Linked DNA regions of Homo sapiens: region 1 is linked to region 2. A link is a contact called in ENCODE Hi-C or POLR2A ChIA-PET data. All regions are on one chromosome and are shown on one strand. The core of a region is the stretch at or near the end of the contact, and the rest is flanking DNA. Distances in the headings are between cores, read along the strand shown. Region 1 holds the start of ZNF354B (zinc finger protein 354B). Region 2 has its middle 55 kb from the start of ZNF354A.

What was found. A loop is a pair of places that touch in the nucleus more often than their neighbours do. ChIA-PET counts read pairs that join two places held with the same protein, here RNA polymerase II (POLR2A). Pooled maps may share reads with other maps.
Region 1: a loop to region 2 is called in a map of PC-9, with 5 times the contacts of the local background. The contact joins the promoter of ZNF354B here to the enhancer-like site in region 2. A Hi-C loop is called at or near these places in 3 of 168 maps with a recorded cell type or tissue (MCF 10A, PC-9 and astrocyte of the cerebellum) and 1 of 50 pooled maps. POLR2A ChIA-PET finds 5 or more read pairs at or near these places in 6 of 52 experiments (Caco-2, MCF 10A, PC-9 and 3 more).

What each region holds. Positions count from the first base shown.
Region 1 is chr5:178,858,604-178,861,901 of GRCh38, reverse strand. It overlaps ZNF354B (zinc finger protein 354B), which reads right to left and starts at 1,949. Exons shown (of 5, transcript NM_058230.3): 1 at 1,775-1,949; 2 at 822-905. The coding sequence starts at 854. RefSeq lists silencers at 1,383-1,462, 1,543-1,742 and enhancers at 1,883-2,082, 1,367-2,099.
Region 2 is chr5:178,784,396-178,787,898 of GRCh38, reverse strand. It overlaps the pseudogene AACSP1. Among named protein-coding and RNA genes, the nearest start is that of ZNF354A, 55 kb to the right of the region's middle. Within about 2 kb of position 1,723, at least 2 of the 41 ENCODE cell types and tissues checked have a DNase peak (open chromatin) inside an H3K27ac peak, as active enhancers do.

The DNA.
Region 1 (3,298 bases), core at 700-3,199, 74 kb before region 2:
CATGTGATCCCTTCATCTACGCTGGGAGGTGGGCACGGCTGTTATTCCCATTTTACAGGTGAGAAAACTGAGGCACAGAGAGGTGAAGCCCAAGGCCCACAAACAGCAACAGAGGAGATGGGTTAAAACGCTGCCATCTGGCTTAACAGCCCTACTTCCTAACTACCACCTACGCTGCCTCTGCACTATTGCTATCCCATGAAACCCTTCCTGCCGCTAGCTGAGGGGTCTTCTGTGTCCTGCGAGTCAAGCGACCTCTCCAACTCTGTTCACTCTCGTCTCAACTAGAAAGGGTGGCCTCCTCATTCCCACTACACAAAAATGAAAACGGTCTACAATAGATTTCAAGACAGTGATACAAGCAAAGAATATGATTCACAAAGTTAAGAGGGACAAAAAACTAACAACGATGCGTTGGAGAAGCCTGGGGAAGGGGTGGTGTTATGAGGATTCTCAGGGGTGAAAAGAGAAAGTATTCCTGCGAAGGACAGGAACGGAGACATGGGTGAGTGGAGGAGGCAGGGATTTTTCCCACGTGTGTACGTTTGCTCTTAGTGACAGACAGACTTGTGGTATCTTACTTGTCAAACTAGTCACACAATGGATGAAGATTCGTGAACAAACTGTTAATTAAAAACCACTAGACACGGGTGGGGAGGGTGGGTGGTCCTCCCTACAGAATCCACCAGTCATGAGGGCGGACCAGCTCCTCCAAGAGAAAAGGACTTGGGCTCCATCCTGGCTGGAGATGGTCCCGGGTGAAGAACTCCAGTTAGTGGGGAAAATCCATCCACTGGGATCTGGGAGGGCAATGAGCTCACCTGGGGCCTCGCTTCCCGCTGCCCAGCAGCCATGTCCTCTTTCTGGCTCTCCCGGGAGGACGGCGCAGTCTCCAGAAGGCAGATCTGAGAAGAAAAAGGGAGCCAGGAAGAACCCCTTCTGCTTTCCAGCCCTGGAATCCGCAGCTCTAAAACCCCGACTCCCGCTGAGAAGGACCCCGCGCGCCCTCACAGGGATTCGGGAGGAGCCAGGAGCCCGCGGACCAGAGCAGCGCTGGGCCGCCCGGCCAGGCCCAGGCCCCACAGGCTTGGGGCTTACGGAGGGGACGCTGGACCCGCAGTGGCAGCAGCGACCCGCTGAGCCCACCAGGGCCAGGGCTCGCCCCACGCCGCTGAGTTCCTCGGCGCCAGCTGGCACTGCCAGCACCCACTGCACCGCTCAGGAAACTGAGGCAGCGCCGGGGCACCTGCCCCGTTCACGCCGCTGCGAGGCGGGCCGGGACTCCCACCACGACGGCCCCGGGACGACTTCCCTCCGCCTCAAGCCTTTCCCAGCCGGTTCCTCTCTCTCCCGCCAACGAATCGTCTCCCGACTCCACGGAAAACGGCTTTGAAGAGGAAAGCGCTGGGTGTCCCGAGGCAGGAGGAGTGGCCGTCCTGGGGACTGACTCAGAAACCGGGCCCGGCTGCCTCTGCCCTGCGCTCGGGGTCCCGGCGCCCCGAGTCCGCGAGGCCCACACGGCGCGCGCAGGGTGGGCCCGGGAGGAAACGCCTGGCCCCGCGTTCACGGCGGGCGGCGCGAGCCAGAGGCAGGGGCGTCGGCAGCGGCACCGGAGCGGCCCGTGAGGGGCGAGAGTCCAAGTCCTGGCGCGGGGGCCGGTGACAGACGCGGGGGTGCCCCCCCGCGCCCACAGAGGCCCTCGGAGCCCCGCGGCCTCAGGTCGCCCTGGCGCCAGGCGCCGCCTCCTCCCGGCACAGCCAGCCATGCCGCTCACCTCCCCAGGATCCCGCGTTCCCGGGCCGCGCCTCCCCGCCGCACTCTGCAAGCAGGAAGCTCCAGCCTCGTGACCCGGCTCCTCCGACGTCTGGGCGACCTCAAGCCCGGCGCCGCTCACCGGGCAGCGAAAGCTCCGCAGAGCGCCTGGGACCTAGAGGAGCAAGGCGGCCGCTAAGGCCTCTAGGAAATGGAGTCCACGGGAGGACGCTGGCTTTCTGGGAAGTGTAGTTCCACGCGTTTGAGGCGAGGTCGCAGCTGAGCTGTTAGGCGCCCAGACCTATGAGAGGGCCCGGGTGAGCTGTAGAGCCCCGGGTTCCTGGTTCTTCGGAAGAGAAGGGGAGGTTCCCGGAGGGCAGTAACTTGCAACTCTGTGTGTGAATTTCAGGATGGCGTGGGCGGCACGAAAACAACTACTACACAATTGGGAAAGGAAAATCCCCTGCAAAAGATGTTGACAAAGCTGGATTTCCACGTGCAAAAGATGAGCCTGTACCCTGACCGTACACCATACATAAAAATTAACTCAAAATTGATTAAAAACCTAAATGTGAGACCAAATTATTTTATAAATTACTAAAGTAAAAAGGGAAAAAACTTCAGGATGTTGGAGATGGCAATGATTTCTTGAATATGACATCAGAAGCACAGATAACAGCAAAAATAGACAAATGGGACTACATCAAACTTAAAAACTTTGGCTAATCAAAGGAAACAAAGGCAATCTACAGAATAGACGAAAATGCTTACATATCATATATCTGATTTGCAATGTATCCTGGATTTATATGGAACTTTTACAACTCAACAACAATAACAAAACCAAATAACCTGATTTTAAAATGGACAAAGGACTTGAATAGGCAATTCTCCAATGAAGATATACAAATGAGCAATGAGCAACAAGCATATAAAAAGATGGTAAACATCTCTAGGTATAAGAGAAATATAAACCCAAACTCAATGAGAAATCACTGCACCTCCATTAGGATGGCCACTATCAAAAGGATGTAAATTGGTACAATCATTACAGAAAACGGTATAGAGGTTCCTCAAAAAATTATAACTAGAGCTACATTAGGATCCACCAATCCCATTTCTGGCTATAGATCCAGAGGAAGTGAAACTCCGTGAGATACCTGCACTCCCATGTTAGCTGCAACATTATTCACCATGGCCAAGATATGGAAACAACTATCTGTTGATGGATGAATAGATAAAGGAAATGTTTTGTTTGTTTGTTTGTTTGGGACGGTGTCTTGCTCTGTCACCCAGGCTGGAGTGCAATGGCGCAATCTTGGCTCACTGCCACCTCCGCCTTCCAGGTTCAAGCAGTTCTCTGCCTCAGTCTCCCAAGTAGCAGGGATTACAGGCACCCGCGACCACGCCCAGCTAATTTTTGTAGTTTTAATAGAGATGGGGTTTCACCATCTTCACCAGGCTGGTCTTGAACTTCTGACCTCGTGATCCACCCTCCTCGGCCTCCCAAAGTGCTCGGATTACAGGCGTGAGCCACCGAGCCCGG
Region 2 (3,503 bases), core at 474-2,973:
AGAAGCTGAGGAAGGAAATAGCGTATTAGACGGTGCTGCCCTTGAAAACGCAGTGATGTATATTCAGCAGCGTGTGTCGTTCGCTGAGCACAAACGTTCATAGAACTGTGGATTCTAAACGTTCAAGAAGAGCTGCACTTTTCTAAATTTCATAGAAATGTGAACTTGTTTAAGAAAAAGGGATGGGTAGAGGGTTTCACCTATGGCACACGTTTTAACAAAGAATTCTCCCAGCACTTTGGGAGCCAAAGCAGGAGGATCACTTGCGCCCAGGAGTTGGAGACTGCAGTGAGCTGTGATTGCACCACTGCACTCCAGCCTGCGGCACCAGAGGGAGACGCTGTCTCAAAAACAAAACAAAACAAACAAACTAATAATAATTCTGTAGCGCTGTCTTCATTGGTGAATGAATGTGTGAGGATAGAATTTGAGAGGTCTTAATTTTATGGCCTCCTTTGGTCCCCCAAGATAAAACACACTGCAGCTGCGAAAATGATGGGTTCTTGTGAACAACTGTTTTATGTGAAGCCTCATGGTAGAGGGAGCTGGCCCTGCATACTGGTATCAGCGTAAAGAACAGTCAGGCGTGCCTGTGAGCAAGGCAGGGCCGTGACTCAGACTTCAGTAAACACGAAGTGTGAGTTCAACCCAGAAAAATGCTGTCTCAGGTTTTGCAGACTTGTCAGAAATAAATCACCAACTTTAGGAAGCTTTGGTGCAAGAGCCTTGAAGAATTTTCTTCAAGGTGTTTTCTTTCCTGCCTGCATCCTAGCATCCTGGTAACCAGGGCGAAGTGGCTGTCGGTGCTGGAAGAGAAGGCCGTGAAGCCGGGTGAGTGTGCCTCTTTAATACTCATTCCCTGTACTGCCAATCAAGGCAGTTAAATCCATCCTGTTTCCTGCTTGTGAGTGAGGCTTCAGGAGCTGGGTTTACTTTTAATCTTTTGGTGATTCTTCACCCCAGTGGAAACCCACAGTCTCCAGATGCCCCAGACACATCCAGCCATTAGAAGTGCAAGGATGAAAGTATTTGTTTAGATGGAAGTATACTGATGGACATTGAAACGTGGTGATGATGAGTGAAATAATCAAATTGCAGAAGATCGTGCTCCAGACACGATCCTGTCCACCGCCTCCCTGCTGAAGGCCTAGAGCAACGAGTGTGTCTACAGGTGTGTCAAGAGCAGTGTCCTCCTGGCCTTCATCTCACGTATGGCTCTGCAGGGGACAGACCTCCCAGCCATCCCCGCCTCTGGAAGGCAGACCGGCCCCATAAGTATGCACACCCCCTGCCCAGTGCTTGGTTTCATCCCAAGGACACGGTCTACGGGGCAGCCAATATGCACAGTCCCTTCTCGTTATCTGAGGCAGCAATGCTCCACAAAGTCACTGTGAACACCGAGTTAGCACATATGGAACCCTTGCCCCGGGGGAAATATATTTATACACACACCTCTCACATCGATTATAGTCTTAAAATCCAAAACAACACATCTTGCTTCTATTTTTTTATCTTGTGAAAGAGAAAATGCAGTTCAGAGGCGTTCAGTGACTTGCCCAAGGCCACTGTCAGGTGCCAGAGCTGGGATGCAAAGCCTGGGAACGAGGCACCCTGCCTCACCCTGCCCCGGTCTCCTGTGTGTGAGAGGGAGCTAGGGAGGCCACGTCTCCTTGTGTGACCTCAGTGGGAACCGACATGGGTGACTCAGGGTTTTGACTGCTCTGCAGTGTCTGAGAGTGACCGCAAAAGCTCCAGAGTATAGTTCTGGAGGTTACACATGCATTTTAGTGAGTAGGCAAATTCACAAAACTAAAATCTGCAAATGGAAGCCACTGTATGGAAGGACAAATATTGCAACATTGTTTATATGAGGAAAAATAGACACTACCTGTATGCCCAGCAGAAGGAAATTCATTGAATAATTTAGGGTACATTCTTAATTTATGCAACCATTAGAAGTGCAAGGATGAAAGTATTTGTTTAGATAGAAATATACTGATGGACGTTGAAACATGGTCATCATGAGTGAAATAATCAGATTGCAGCATTATAAGGTGCGGTCATGTTTGTAGGTTGAAAACGGGAATATATGGATGTTTACATGCATACTCATATATGTATATACATGGGTGTATTATATGTGGATTCCAACTGATTTTTTTTGTTTGTTTGATTTTTTGAGAGGGAGTCTCACTCCAGCCCAGGCTGGAGTGCAGTGGGTGCAATCTCAGCTCACCGCAACCTCTGCCTCCTGGGTTCAAGCAGTTCTCTTGCCTCAGCCTCCCAAGTAGCTGGGATTACGGGCATGTGCCACCACGCCCAACTAATTTTTCTGTATTGTTAGTAGAGATAGGGTTTCACATATTGGCCAGGCTGGTCTCAAACTCCTGACCTCAGGCGATCCACCCACCTTGGCCTCCCAAAGTGCTGGGATTACAGGCGTGAGCCACTGTGCCTGTCCCCAAGTGCATTTTTTTGTCATAACTTTTTTCTTAACATAAAGTTGTGCCTTGGAAAATGGTTCATGAATGTGGAAAAAAATTCAGAGTCCACAAAGGTGTCCTCATTGCTGCCGCCCCCCTTCCCCAAGGAAGCCGACGTCGTTCCCTTCAGAGATGTTCTGTGCATAGGTGAGTGTGTGTGCCTGAGTGTGTGTTTGTGAGTGTGTGTAAATGGGGTGAGAGCACCCCCATTTTCTGTAGTTTAGGGTACATACCTCACTTCTCCTTAATGGGACTTAGAGTTGATTCCATTGCTGCCCATAGAAATCTTTGGGTCACTGTTTGTTTTTTGTTTGTTTTTTAGACAGGGATTTGCTCTGTTGCCCCTGCTGAAGTGCACAGTGACACGATCATGGCTCACTGCAGCCTCAGCCTCCTGGGCTCAAGTGATCCTCCCACTTCAGCCTCCTGTGTAGCTAGGACCACAGGTGCATGCCACCACACTCAGCTATGTTTTTTTATTTTTTGTGAAAACGGGGTTTCACCATGTTGCCTAGGGTGTTCTTGAACTCCTGAGCGCAAGTGATTCTCCCGCCTCGGCCTCCCAAAGTGCTGGGATTACAGGCGTGAACCACCGTGCCTGGCCTAGCTCACTTTTATTTTCTTTTTACACATCTGTAGTTGTGATTTTTCTCCTTGTGATTTGAAAACATACTCTCAGAGCACCTCTTTAAGGGATATGTTTGCCCAAAGCCTGAGGCCAACCCTCCAGCTTTCCTCCCCACTGTTGGTTCCTCAGCCTGAGGTGGGGGGTCTGAGCCATTCTTACCAGCAGGAAGGAGGTCAGGAGCCCTGCTCAGACCTTAATGGTGGCAGAAATGAATGTGACTCACTCATTTTCATGGGACACGTCAGTCAGTGACATGAAATGGCAGAGAAGACATCACCTTTTATTCTTTGCCTGAAGGAAGAAATAAAATCATCTTAGAGTTGAAGCCAAAATCAACCCTTCTGGTTTTTGGAGCCATCGAGTCATTTCATGTGGATCTTGAACACCCCCAC